2 separate regions of the Homo sapiens genome follow, and region 1 is linked to region 2. Evidence: chromatin contacts called from ENCODE Hi-C or POLR2A ChIA-PET data. All regions are on one chromosome and are shown on one strand. The core of a region is the stretch at or near the end of the contact, and the rest is flanking DNA. Distances in the headings are between cores, read along the strand shown. Region 1 has its middle 15 kb from the start of SPN. Region 2 holds the start of APOBR (apolipoprotein B receptor).

What was found. Hi-C counts contacts between places; a loop is a spot of excess contacts on that map. ChIA-PET counts read pairs that join two places held with the same protein, here RNA polymerase II (POLR2A). Pooled maps may share reads with other maps.
Region 1: a loop to region 2 is called in a pooled map, with 3 times the contacts of the local background. The contact joins the enhancer-like site here to the promoter of APOBR in region 2. A Hi-C loop is called at or near these places in 1 of 50 pooled maps. POLR2A ChIA-PET finds 5 or more read pairs at or near these places in 2 of 52 experiments (GM10248 and T-cell).

The regions. Positions count from the first base shown.
Region 1 is chr16:29,644,276-29,651,222 of GRCh38, forward strand. No RefSeq gene overlaps it. Among named protein-coding and RNA genes, the nearest start is that of SPN, 15 kb to the right of the region's middle. RefSeq lists enhancers at 306-575, 1,473-1,767. Within about 2 kb of position 1,541, at least 5 of the 41 ENCODE cell types and tissues checked have a DNase peak (open chromatin) inside an H3K27ac peak, as active enhancers do.
Region 2 is chr16:28,493,054-28,499,879 of GRCh38, forward strand. APOBR (apolipoprotein B receptor) reads left to right here and starts at 1,590. Exons shown (of 4, transcript NM_018690.4): 1 at 1,590-1,685; 2 at 2,046-4,943; 3 at 5,028-5,296; 4 at 5,383-5,911. The coding sequence starts at 1,629. The coding sequence ends at 5,452. IL27 (interleukin 27) reads right to left here. Exons shown (of 5, transcript NM_145659.3): 5 at 6,309-6,826. The coding sequence ends at 6,598. RefSeq lists enhancers at 6,210-6,710, 6,711-6,826.

The DNA.
Region 1 (6,947 bases), core at 291-2,790, 1.2 Mb after region 2:
AAAAAAAAAAAAAAAAGCTGGGCATGATGGCACACACCTGTGGTCCCAGCCACTCAGGAGGCTAAGGTGGGAGGGTCGCTTCAGCCCAGAAGTTGGAGGCCGCAGTGAGCCATAATTGCACCAGTGTACTCCAGTCTGGGCCACAGAATAAAACTCTGTCTCTAGAAAACAGAACAAAACAAAGTTGAAGCTCTCTAAACTCTCCACACTGACTCAGAGTGAAAGTGCTAATAATGACCTAAAGCCGTGCCCTATGGCCCCCTTTCCTCTTGACTTCGCTTTTCATGCACTCTGCTCCAGCCATACTGGCCTCCTTGGGCTTCCCAGAACACGCGAAGCAGGACCCAGGTTAGGGCCTTTGAACTGGCTTTGTTTGTCCGTGGGATTCCCCATGAACATCTCATGGCTGCTCCCTCTCTTCCCTCAAGTCTCCCCTCAGATGTCCCCTTCTCAGAGACATCAGCCTGTAGAAAGGAGCACTTCCTTCCCCCACTTTCCTGCGTGATGTTTCTCCATGATGCCTGCTTCCTACATATGTAGAGTCTGTCTCACTCCGGAGAAGGCTACCTCCAAGAGGACAGGTGACTGGCCCTTGATTTCATTAATTGTCACAATCCTATGCCGGACACATGGTTGGTGTTCAACAAATATTTGCGGAATTAAAGAACAAATTAATAATGTTGTGAGATAAATACTCTGTGCCCATTTTTCTTTACTTTTTAATATATTTTTTAAATCTAGAGAGACAGGGTCTCCCTATGGTCCCCAGGATGGCCTCAAAACTCCTCCTGCCTTGGCCTCCTTGGCTGGGATTACTGGACTACTACTGTGCCACCATGCCTGGCTCTTCTTTTCCTTTTACTATGCCCATTTTAAAGGTGAGGAAAACTGAGACTCAGAAATGTTCCCAAGGGCACACAGTGAGTGGTGGCTGCCTTCAGGTTGGTCTGACTCCAGTGCCCAAGCCTTTCTCAGGAGTGGTGTGTTGCCCATCAGCCATTATATCCATGACATCAACTGGCATAAGATATGTTCTTATATGAAAATTAATTTTAGAAGTGAGTGTCACGAAATATTGACCTTCTCTAAGGAACTAGTTCTTATAGTCAAAAAGGAGGAACTTATGTAAATTTTCCCTTTCAGGGCCAGCCCCAGGAAGTTCAGAGCCTAATGTGGTGTTCATTCTATTAATTTTTTCTTACCCTGGGACTTTTTTCTTTCTTTCATTTATGTTAACCTAATCACCAGCTGCTTCCTGTTCCTTAGGAAATAGCTAAGTCGTACATGACACTTTTGGGGTTCCAGTGTGCCCGGCATGGGTTTTCTTTCATTGGGCAGGCACTAGGTGGGCTTTTCAGCCTGAAGACGCATGTTTCTCATCAGAGTGAGAATGATCTCTGATCATTCTCCTTCTTCCATTTCTTGGGTTCTCTCTTCCTGGCACTCCTATTGGTTAGCTTTTGGGCCTCTTGGATTGCCTGGCTGTGTCTCTGTGGCAAAGACTACTCATTATCCAAAATCCAATGAGCCCTTCTTCCCCAAGAACATGGTGGAACTGCATGTCCCAGCCTCCCTTGCAGTAGGCATGGTCATGTGACTAAGTTTCCACCAATAGAATGTGAGGAGGTGATGTATGTGACTTCTGGTCTTTGGCCTTAGGAAGTAGGCCAGCTTCATACTCTCCATTCCTGCTGGCTGGAGATCCCCACAACAGATTCAAACGTGCAGGTGACAAACGGTGCCCTACCGATGGCAGAAAAGTGATGAGGAAGGGCCCTTGGTCCCTGAGCAATGAGAGAAGCAGAGCTGCCTCCCTAACTACCACCATTTCACTTGAACATGTCTCTTCTTTTGTTTATTTATTTATTTGTTTTTTGCAGACACGTCTCTTCTTTTTTTTTTTTGAGATAGAGTCTCACTCTGTCCCAGGCTGGAGTGCTGTGGCACAATCTCGGCTCACTGCAACCTCTGCCTTCTGGGTTCAAGTGATTCTCCTGCTTCAGCCTCCCAAGTAGCTGGGATTACAGGCATGCGCCACCATGCCTGGCTAATTTTTGTATTTTTAGTAGAGACGGGGTTGGCCAGGATGGTCTCACACTACTGACCTCATGATCCACCCACCTTGGCCTCCCAAAGTGCTGGGATTACAGGTGTGAGCAACTGCGCCCGGCCGACACGTCTCTTCTTTAAGCCGCCACTTATTGGATCTCTATGTTAGAGCGGCAGTCTCATATATTTTCTCTCATATTTTCTTCTCCACCCCTACACCTTCTGGGAGTTCTATTTTCTGGGATAATTAATTAATTAATCAATTTTTGAGATGGGGTCTCACTCTGTCCCAGGCTGGAGTGCAGTGGAGCGATCTTGGCTCACTGCAACCTCTGCCTCCTGGGTTCAAGCTATTCTCCTGCCTCAGCTTCCTGTCTCAAACTCCTGACCTCGTGATCCACCTGCCTTGGCCTCCCAAAGTGCTGGGATTACAGGCGTGAGCCACCGCGCCCAGCTTTATTTATTTTTTAAATTTTTTATTCTTGAGACAGAGTCTCACTCTGTCACCCAGGGTGGAGTGCAGTGGCATAATCTTGGCTCATGGCAACCTCCGCCTCCCGGGTTCAAGCGATTTTCCTGCCTCAGCCTCCCAAGTAGCTGGGATTACAGACGCCTGCCACCACACCTGGCTAATTTTTGTATTTTTAGTAGATGGGGTTTTGCTACGTTGGCCAGGCTGATCTCGAACTCCTGACCTCAGGTGATCCGCCTGCCTTGGTCTCCCAAAGTGCTGGGATTACAGGCATGATCCACCACACCTGGCAGTTTTCTGGGATAATTTATTAACTTTTTATTACAACACTTCCTGTTTGTGTTTGTACAGATGAGGCCTTGCTATATTACCCAGGCTGGTCTTGAACTTCTGGCCTCAAGCCATTCTCCTTGGCCTCCCAAACTGCAGGAATTACAGGAGTGAGCTACTGTGCCCAGCTTCTTTATTCTAATGCTTTTAGTAATTCAGTATCATAGCTTTAATTTCTAAGAATTCAGTCTTTGCTCTATTTATTTATTTATTTGAGATGGAGTCTCACTCTGTCGCCCAGGCTGGAGTGCAGTGGTGTGATCTTGGCTCACTGCAACCTCCTCCTCCTGGGTTCAAGCGATCCTCCTGCCTCAGCTCCCAGAATAGCTGGGACTACAGGTGCCTGCCACCACACCCGGCTAAATTTTTTTTTGTATTTTTAGTAGAGACAGGGTTTCACCTTGTTGGTCAGGCTGGTCTCGAACTCCTGTCCTTAGGTGATCCACCTGCCTCAGCCTCCCAAAGTGCTGGGATTACAGGCGTGAGCCACTGTGCCTGGCCTCTTTCTTTTTTATAACACCCTGTTTTTATTGTAACATAGTGTAGCAATTTTTTTTTTCTTTGAGATGGAGCCTTGCTCTGTCGCCCAGCTGGAGTGCAGTAGTGGATCTCGGTTTAACTGCAACGTCCGCCTCCCGGGCTCAAATGATTCTCCTGCCTCAGCCTCCCGAGTAGCTGGGATTATAGGCACCTGCCACTGTGCCCAGCTAATTTTTGTATTTTTAGTAGAGACAGCGATTCACCATGTTGGCCAGGCTGGTTCGAACCCCTGACCCCAGGTGATCAGCCCACCTCGGCCTCCAAAATGCTGGGATTACAGGTGTGAGCCACTGCACCTGGCCAGCAATATCTTTTTTTTTTTTTTTTTTTTTTTTTTGGGGAAAGAGTCTTGCTCTGTCGCCCAGGCTGGAGTGCAGTGGCGCGATCTCGGCTCACTGCAAGCTCCGCCTCCTGGGTTCATGCCATTCTCCTGCCTCAGCCTCCCGAGTAGCTGGGACTACAGGCGCCCGCCATCACGCCTGGCTAATTTTTTTGTATTTTTAGTAGAGACGGGGTTTCACCATGTTAGCCAGAATGGACTCGATCTTCTGATCTCATGATCCACCTGCCTCTGCCTCCCAAAGTGCTGGGATTACAGGCGTGAGCCACCGTGCCTGGCCCATCTTTTTTTTTTTTTTTAATATGGGGTCTTGCTCTGTCACCCAGGCCAGAGTGCAGTGGCATGAGCACAGCTCACTGCAGCCTCAAATACCCAGGCTCAAGTGATCCTCCCACCTCAGCCTCCAGAGCAGCTGAAATTACAGGCACGTGCTACCACGCCCTGCCCAGCTAATTTTTTTTTGGAAGCAGCACCTTCATTTATTAGGGACTTCGGTGGGGATGGGGAAAGGCGGCCCCCGGGTCAGAGGCGCCGGAAGAAGAGCTTGGAGCCGTGGTCTAACGTGCACTCGCTGGGGCCCAGCTGGCTCCCGCCCAGCTCTTTTTTTTTTTTTTTTTTTTTTTTTTTGAGATGGAGTCTCACTCTGTCGCCCAGACTGGAGTGCAGTGGCGCAATCTTGGCTCACTGCAACCTCTGCCTCCCGGGTTTAAGCGATTCTCCTGCCTCAGCCTCGAGTAGCTGGGATTACAGGCACCCGCCACCACACCTGGATAATTTTTGTGTTTTTAGTAGAGATGAGGTTTCACCATGTTGGCCAGGCTGGTCTCGAACTCCTGACCTCAGGTGATCCACCTGCCTCGGCCTCCCAAAGTGCTGGGATTACAGGCATGAGCTACTGTGCCCAGCCCCGCCCAGCTAATTTTTTAATTTTTTGTAGAGACAGGATCTCACTATGTTGCCAGGGCTGGTTTCAAACTCCTGGTCTCAAGCGATCCTCCCGCTTTGGCCTCCCAAAGTGCTGGGATTACAGGGGTGAGCCTCGTGCCTGGCCTGAAGCAGCATTTTCTCAAATGTCTTTAAAAATACCAGATTTTTTTTTTTCTTTTTCTTTTTTTCTTTTCTTTTCTTTTCTTTTCTTTTCTTTTTTTTTTTAAGACGGAATCTCGCTCTGTCGCCCAGGCGGGAGTGCAATGGCGCGATCTCACTGCAAGCTCACTGCAAGCTCCGCCTCTCGGGTTCATGCCATTCTCCTGCCTCAGCCTCCTGGTAGCTGGGACTACAGGCGCCCGCCACCACGCCCGGCTAATTTTTTTTGTATTTTTAGTAGAGATGGGGTTTCACCATGTTAGCCAGAATGGACTCCATCTCCTAACCTCATGATCCACCTGCCTCTGCCTCCCAAAGTGCTGGGATTACAGGCGTGAGCGATCGCACCCAGCCTCTTTTTCTTTACGTAAATTCTGTTTCCTCCAGGATTACTTTTCTTTTCTTTTTCTTTTTTTTTTAAATTTTTTTGAATGTACTTAGGATGCATTTGGCTACAAATAACTAAACATCCGACTTACAGGAAGCTCACAGAAGGGGGTGGCTGGGATTCAGGGCCCCTTGATCAGGCATTTGCGATGCCTTGGGATCCCATGCTCTTCCTCCCATTCCTCCTCTGCAATCCTGCAATGTTTCCATCCTGGGGCCAGTTCCTCTCAGAGTTACAGGATGTATCCTTAATCATGGCTTGTGGGAGGCAGAAGTTACTGCCCCCGGGTTCTCTTTTAATTAAAAGGAAGAAGCCTTTCTTAGAAGCCTCCCTTCCTTTTATCTTAGTGGCTAGAACTGGGGCATGTACCCTTTCCTAATGCAATCGTGGGCAGAAGGGGAGTGGTTACTTTAGACTGGTCAGACTTTGCTGGAGCTGAAGAAGGAAGGGGTCAGTGCCCAGGATGTGTATGCTGGTGGGCACCTGAACAAACTGGGGTACTTTTAGGAAAGAAGGAGGCAGAATGGATGATGGGGTTGGTTTATCTTGGTGCTTTCCTTTCATGTTGCAGGGTTTCTTTGAATGTTGTTGATATTTCTTCCAGGCGTGACGGCTCATGCCTGTAATCCCAGCAGTTTGGGAGGCCGAGGTGGGTGGAATCTCTTGCGCTCAGGAGTTCCAGACCAGCCTGGGCAATATAGGGAGACCTCTGTCTCTACAAAAATTAGCCAGGCGTAGCGGTGTGCACCTCCCAGTTTTGCTGGGAGGATTACTTGAGCCCAGGAAGTTGAGTTGAGGCTGTAGTGAGCTGTGGTCTCACCACTGTATTCCAGCCTGGGTGACAGAGTAAAACCCTGTCTCAAAAAAAAAAAAAAAAAAAAGGTTGATATTTCTTTCAAGTCCCATCATACTTCAGAGTGAGCCAATAAGAGGCTGACTGGGGCTTTTGGTACCAGAGTAGAGCTTTCCAACTTGAGGGTTGGACTTTCATATCAAGTGTGAGAATAAACTAAAGACCTATTTAGGTGCAAGATTACTTTGGGCACGGTGGCTCACGCCTGTAATCCCAGCACTTTGGGAGGCTGAGGGGTGACGATCACCTGAGGTCAGTAGTTCGAGACCAGCCTGGCCAACATGGCGAGACCCCGTCTCTACTAAAAATACAAAAATTAGCCAGGCATGGTGGCGCCTGCCTGTAATCCCACCTACTAGGGAGGCTGAGGCAGGAGGATCGCTTGAACCTGGGAGGCAGAGTTTGCAGTGAGCCGATATTGCCCCACTGCACCCCAGCCTAGGTGACAGAGTGAGACAAAAAAAAAAAGCAAAGTTCACCTTTTTATTAGGGAGCTTTCTTTGGATGTGACTTGAAAATGTGCTCCTGCAAAATTAAGAGGGTAAATCACAAAAGAGAAGGGTGCAGACTACAGGAAATAGGAGATCCCACCCAAGAGAGAAATAACCACTGGTCCCAAGATGTAGCAGTGTAGCAACAGGGAGTGGGAGGGGAGAAGGAAGGTCACACTGGAGCAAGGAATTAGTGAAGCAATTAGAAACTCTAGGTAAAATTAAAAGAGATGTATTGTAGTAAATTTACTATGATACATTATCGTAGTAAATATCGCTAAAATTTTATATATATATATAAATATATATATTTATATAATATAACTGAACAATAGTTATATAATGCTTTTTTTTTTTTTCTGAGGTGGCATCTTGCTCTGTTGCCCAGGCTGGAGTAC
Region 2 (6,826 bases), core at 340-2,839:
CAGGGTTTTGCTCTGTTGCCCAGGCTGGAGTGCAGTGGCAGGATCTTGGTTTGCTGCAACCTTGACCTCCCAGGCTCAGGTGATCCTCCCACCTCAGCCTCCCGAGTAGCTGGGACAGCAGGTGCGCACCACTGTGCCCAGCTAATTTTTGTGTTTTTTGTAGAGACTGGATTTTGCCACGTTGCCCAGGGTGGCCTCAAACTCCTGAGCTCAAGCAATCCACCTGCCTTGGCTTCCCAAAGTGCTAGGACTACAGGCGTGAGCCACTGCACCTGGCCAGACTAAATGATTTTAAGGCCTAAGATTCTGATGCTGTGATTTCATAGAATTGCCCTAATTGGAATAGGAAAGTGGGGCTGGGGAGGGGAGAAGGAGGGTATGGGGAAGAGAAGTAGAGCAAGGTCACTTTATGTAGTTCCAAATAAGGAATCATACCCTTACCTTCTTCTAGGTGGAAAGCGGCATCCTGCATTCTCTTCTTGTCCTTGGCCTCATCTCTGCTATGGGCTGTGCCACCTCTATATGCTCTTTCTCACCACCAGGCCTTCAGAATGCAGTTGGAAATGTGCCCTCTCGTCTGGGTGTGGTGGCTCATGCCTGTCATCCCAGCACTTTGGGAGGCCAAGGTGGGCAGATCACCTGAGGTCAGGAGTTCGAAACCAGCCTGGCTAACATGGTGAAACCCTGTCTCTACTAAAGATACAAAAATTAACCAGGTGTGGTGGCACGCACCTGTAATCCCAGCTACTCGGGAGGCTGAGGCAGGAGAATCACTTGAACCCAGGAGGCAGAGGTTGCAGTGAGCTGAGACTGCGCCACTACACTCCAGCCTGGGTGACAGAGTGAGACTGTCTCAAAAAAAAAAAGAAAAGAAAAGAAAAGAAATGTGCCCTCTCTAGTGTGCCTCCCAGGTCACTCAGCTGATGGAAAATGGAATCCTACTAACGTGCAGGGCTCTAGAAATTCAGCAGCGTTTCATACATGGCATCTGCCATCAAGGAAGTCACAGGAAGGTGGGAGGCAGACACAGATATCCACAATATAAAGTTTAGCCAAGTTCTTTTTTGCAAGCCTAATCATAGGTGAGGGGATGCACCCCAGAGCCACCAATCCGGCCCCTTCCGCCCCTGGGGGAAGCATTAATGACGCCGAAATGTGTCAGAGCTCCCACCAGCCCCCTCTTCACTGCTACTCTTTCTTCCCAGGCAAAACAGGAACCACAAACCCCAGCTTCCTCTTGCAGAGTGGCTGTGGCTTGTAGGGGAGGCAGAAATGGCTGAGGTGCGGATACGAGACCTGAGTCACTTGAGCTGCTGTTGCCACATGTCCCCTCCCTCTCCCCCTCCCCAGTTCTAAGGTCTCCTGCTCCCACTTTGTCCTTTCTGGCCTCTTGCTTGTCCTTTATTTCCAAATGTGCACCTGAGTCCCCTGTGTGATGTACACCCATTTCCCGGGCTGCAGTGGGGGCTACTGTGGGCATCAGGGGCCGTGGGCAGGGCCTGGGGTGGGGACGCATCAGGGAGACAGGGGAAGAGGAAGTGCCTTTGGTCCTGGGGAAGGTTGGCTTGTCTTGGTGGGTGGGGACGGTCATTATCAGCTTTCTGGACACACAGACAGAGACAGACAGGATGGACTTCCTCCGGCTATACCTCCCTGGGCTGCACCAGGCCTTGAGGGGGGCACTGGTGAGAAGGGCAGACAGCTGCCAGATACTTGCACCCCATTCCCTGGGGCCTCACTTCCGGGCACCTCCCCTGGGGCCTCACCTTTCCCCTCCTCCTTCTGATCTCCTCAAACTGGAGATTGCTTTCTCAGGTTCAGGCAGACTCCTGGCCTAATATTTTCTGAATTTCAGTCCCCACCTCCAACCATGCGTCCTCGTACCCCTAATCGATGCCCCTTCTGGCTCCTTCTGCAAATCCTCTTCTTCTCCTTTCAGATCCCAGTACCCTCTTCCTTAACCTGGGCTCCTCCAGCCAGGGCCCCCAGGGAAAGGGCTGGGACTCTCCTCAATGACTCTCCCCTCTCTCTCTCTTTTTTCCTAGGATTCCCTCGGCACCTTTGTCTCCTACCTCCTGGGAGATGCAGTCCCCACTGTAGAGCGGGAGGCGCAGGCGGCTGAGGAACTGGGGGTGGTGGCGGTGGGAAAGACAGGGAAGATTGTAGAGGAGGAAGCCCAGGAGGACCTGGAGGGCCTTAGAGGCAGCCAAAACGAGGGGGCTGGAAGGCTGAGAGGGCCTGGAGATGACAGAAGACATGAAGTGGGGAGCTCAGCTGTAGAACAGACCTGGGGCTGGGGAGATGGCAGCTCCCATGGGTCCCAAGCAGAGAGGCAGGACAGTGGGGCTGGGGAGACAGCCAAGGCTGCCAGGTGCCAGGAGCCAAGCGCCCACTTGGAGGCCAGAAAGAAATCCAAGGCAGGGTCTGGGGCTTGCCAAGACAGGAGCGGCCAAGCCCAGGAGAGGCAGGAGTCCCATGAGCAGGAAGTGAACAGAGAAGAGAGGCTGAGAAGCTGGGAACAGGAGGAGGAGGAGGAAGAGGTCAGGGCAAGAGAGCCAGGGATGGCCAGAGGGGCGGAGTCAGAGTGGACCTGGCATGGGGAGACGGAGGGGAAGGCTGGTGCTGTTGGGCCAAAGGCGGCAGGGGACAACCGGGAGATGGAGCAGGGGGTCAGGGAGGCAGATGCAGGGGAAACTGAGGAGCCTGGGGCCGAAGGGGCTGGGAAAGGAGAAGAGGTGGTAGTGGTGGAGAAGGCCTGTGAAAGCACTAGGGCATGGGGGACGTGGGGCCCAGGGGCAGAGCCTGAGGACTGGGGAATCTTAGGCAGAGAGGAGGCCAGGACAACCCCAGGTAGGGAAGAGGCCAGGGCAATTTTAGATGGGGAGGAAGCCAGGACAATCTCAGGCGGGGAGGAGGCTGAGACAGCCTCAGGCGGGGAGGAGGCTGAAACAGCCTCAGGCGGGGAGGAGGCCGGGACAGCCTCGGGAGGGGAGGAGGCCGGGATAGCCTCAGGCGGGGAGGCTGGGACAGCCTCAGGAGGGGAGGAGGCCGGGACAGCCTCAGGAGGGGAGGAGGCCGGGACAGCCTCAGGAGGGGACGAGGCCTGGACAACCTCAGGCAAAGAGGAGGCTGACCTGCTGGGAGTCAGACAGACAGAATATGGAGCAGTCCCAGGAGAAAGGCTCCTAGAGGCTACTGGAAAAGTCTGGGTCCTAGAGGAGGAGGGGGATGAGGAGAGAGAGGCTGAGGTGAGCCCTTTCCCCAAACAGCCCCAGGTCCTGGGCACTGAAAGAACAGAAGAGGCTGCTGAGAGCCAGACCGCAGGGAGGGAAGCTGTGGGAGGCCAGGAGGCAGGGGAGAGCTTTGAGGGCCAGGTAGACCTGCGTGGTAAGGAGGCTGAGATGAGGCAGGACTTGGGGATCAGGGCCGACCGGGCCAGGATGGAAGAGCTGGTACAGGCAGAGGAGGCCCAGGAGGAGAGAGGGAGCAGCAGGGATCCAGTGGCTGAGCTGCCCTCAGATGGAGAGGCTGAAGGCACTGCCGACTTGGAGGCAACTCCAGAGGCCAGGCCTGAGGAGGAGCTCACAGGGGAGGAGAGTGAGGCGGCCCAGACTAGCTGTGGCCTACTGGGCGTGGAATGGGGTGGCCTCACACACAGCGTCACCAAAGGCCAAGGACCTGAGCTGATGGGGGGCGCCCAGACCCCAACTAAGCAACCCGAGGAAAGGGAGGCAGGGGAGGTGGAGCTCATGGGAGTTCTGGCCCTGAGCAAAGAGGAGCAGGAGAGGAGCCTGGAGGCAGGTCCCAGGCACGCGGGGTCTGTAAAGCCTGAGGCCTCCGAGGCCTTCCCAGGAGCCTGGGAAAACCGCACGAGAAAGGACATGGAGAGAGGAAATACTCAGGAGGATGCGGCCGATGGCGAGCAGCGGGAGGAGGAGGAGACTGCGGGAGGCCAGACCCTGGCGGCTGAGGCTGAAGGAGACCGAGAGTCTGAACTATCAGAAGTCCCAGAGGCAGGCGGGGAGGGGCTGACAACCCAGGACGCGGGATGTGGAACTGAGGAGGGAGAGGCATCTGTCTCAGAGAACCAGGAGCTGGACGGAAGCACAGGGGCAGACGCAGGGCCTTGCCCGTCACTGGGAGAGGCCTATGCCAGAGAAACTGAGGATGAGGAGGCGGAGGCTGACAGAACATCCAGAAGAGGCTGGAGGCTGCAAGCGGTGGCTGTGGGCCTCCCGGACCGTGAGGATGCACAGACTGGCTCTGTGGCTGCTGGGATTATGGGGGGTGATGTGGTCCCACACATCAGCGCTGCTGGCGCTGGTGAAGCTTTGGAAGGGGTGCTTGGGCAAGGCTGGGACTCGAAAGAAAAGGAAGAGGCAGCAGCAGGAGAGCATGCAGGTGGGCAAGAATTTGGTCTGGAGGGCTCAGCAGAGGAAGAGGTGACTGGCAGAGGCAGCCAAGTAGAGGCTTTTGAGTCCAGGGAGGGAGGACCTTGGGGAGGGCGGGTAGAGGCCGAGGAATCTGCAGGCGCAGAGGACAGCTGTGGGCTGGATCCCGCGGGCTCCCAGACAGCGAGGGCAGAGGGGATGGGAGCCATGGTGGAGGCTGGGGGGCTTCTAGAAAAGTGGACGCTGTTGGAAGAAGAGGCTGTTGGATGGCAGGAGAGAGAACAGAGGGAAGACAGTGAGGGGCGGTGTGGGGACTACCACCCTGAGGGAGAGGCACCAAGGCTCCTTGATGCAGAGGGTCTCATGGTGACCGGGGGCCGGAGGGCAGAGGCCAAGGAGACTGAGCCAGAAAGCCTGGAACATGTCAGGGGCCAGGAGGAGCAGCCAACACACCAGGCCCCTGCAGAAGCTGCGCCGGAGTCAGTCGGGGAAGCCGAGACGGCTGAGGCCATGGGCAGTGCCAGAGGAGGTGCTGCCAACAGCTGGAGCGAGGTGAGGGCTCTTGGTGGGGTCTCGGGGGGAACGAGTGGAATCCCGAAGCCGGCCCCATGGTCCTCTGTGCCCCCTTTCCTGCAGGCCCCGCTCCCCGGGTCCCTCCTAGACGTCTCTGTCCCAAGGAGTCGCGTGCACCTCTCGAGAAGCTCCTCACAGCGTCGCTCCCGGCCCTCTTTTCGTCGGACTCCGGCCTGGGAGCAGCAGGAGGAGCCCCCAGCCCCCAACCCTCCTGAGGAGGAGCTGTCAGCTCCTGAGCAGAGACCCCTCCAGCTGGAGGAACCCCTGGAGCCAAGCCCTCTGAGGCATGATGGGACCCCGGTGCCAGCCAGGAGAAGGCCCCTGGGACACGGGTAGGCACAGGGCAACTCAGCTGGGGTGGGGAAGAGACCGCGGGCACCTGGGAACCTGTTCTCACGGGCCTGACTTCCGCCTCCAGGTTTGGCCTCGCGCACCCTGGCATGATGCAGGAGCTGCAAGCCCGTCTGGGCCGGCCTAAGCCCCAGTGACTGAGACCCGGTGCTCTGGGAGCCAGGCCCTGAGTGGGTGCCAGAAGGCTTGCTCCAATGCCACTGAGCCCTGCTCCCTCTGCCACTGTGGACACATCCTCTCCACCCTCTGGGCCTCAGTGTCTTGATGTATCATTCATGGAGCAGGCAAAACCAGACGTCTGGGAAGACCGTGAACTTAAGGAGTCTGATTCTCCGACACAGGCTGGTGGACCACCTACCCCACTGAGACCACCTCTCAGGGTGCCTGCCCTGGTTCCTCCCCAGCCTGAGTCAGCTGTCTGGACTGCAAGGAGGCTGGGCACGGGGGCTCACGCCTGTCACCCCAGAGCTTTGGGAGGCCAAGGTGGGAGGATCGCTTGAGACCAGGAGTTCGAGACCAGCCTGGGCAGCATAGCAAGATCCCCATCTTTTAAAAACAAAATAAAACAATAAAGACTGCAAGGAAGACTGAGGGAACAGCGACCATTTTCCTTACAGGCCTTCCTCTCTAACTCCCACTTCCCAGCCCAACTCCCTGCACCAAGACCCTCAGAACTGGGCGGGGATAACACAAACCTCTGGAGCTGCATCCAGGCCAAAGGAAGGCGGTTGGGAGGGCTTAAGGAGCACTGTTCAGAATCAGAGATGAGCTGCCTTGAGCTTCCAACACGGTAGCTCGGCCTCAGGATGCTGCTGGTTACTATGGCAACTGCCTGCCGGAGCAGGACATAGTAGGGGAAGGTGGGCCAGAGACCCCAAAAATGTAGGAGCAGAGAGGGGTTCAGGATGGCTAGAGGTTGCTGACCCCGTTCCAGGCTGCCCTGCCCTCTGGGTGTCAGACAGCCCTTACCCGAAGAGAAGCGGAGGCCAGGGGTGGATGAGAGTGCTTTATTGGGCACCCAGCATGGGGGCTTGGCCCGAGGAGGACCATCGGGCCCCAAGACAATAAATAAACCATCATCTCCCTAAACAATAAATAAATATCCAAGAAATAAATAGCTGGCGAGGACCAGAGGGGCTTTCAGTTACTGGGTAGAGCCTGGGGCAGGGGGCTGGAAGAGCCCTCCCTTGTCCAAGGCTGATGATGCGAAGGCTGCCCTGATGCCAAGACTCCAGTCCTAAAGTTCTAAAGGGTGGGGGGCAGGGGGCTAAGAAGCCACCGATCAGGGCTGGGGGCTCAATGTTGGGAACCCCAAGGGCCAGACTGAGTGCCCAGCCTTGGACAGCAGCAGCAACTCCCGCACGGCCCGAGATAAGACGAGCTCCAAGGAGTGCAGCAGGCGGTAGGTGGAGAGGAGCTGGGGCCAGGACACCTGGGCCGGGCCCTGTAAGGCGCTGCCCAGTGCCCCTGGGAGCAGCCCCTTCCTCTCCTCCTCCTCCTCCTCCTCTTCC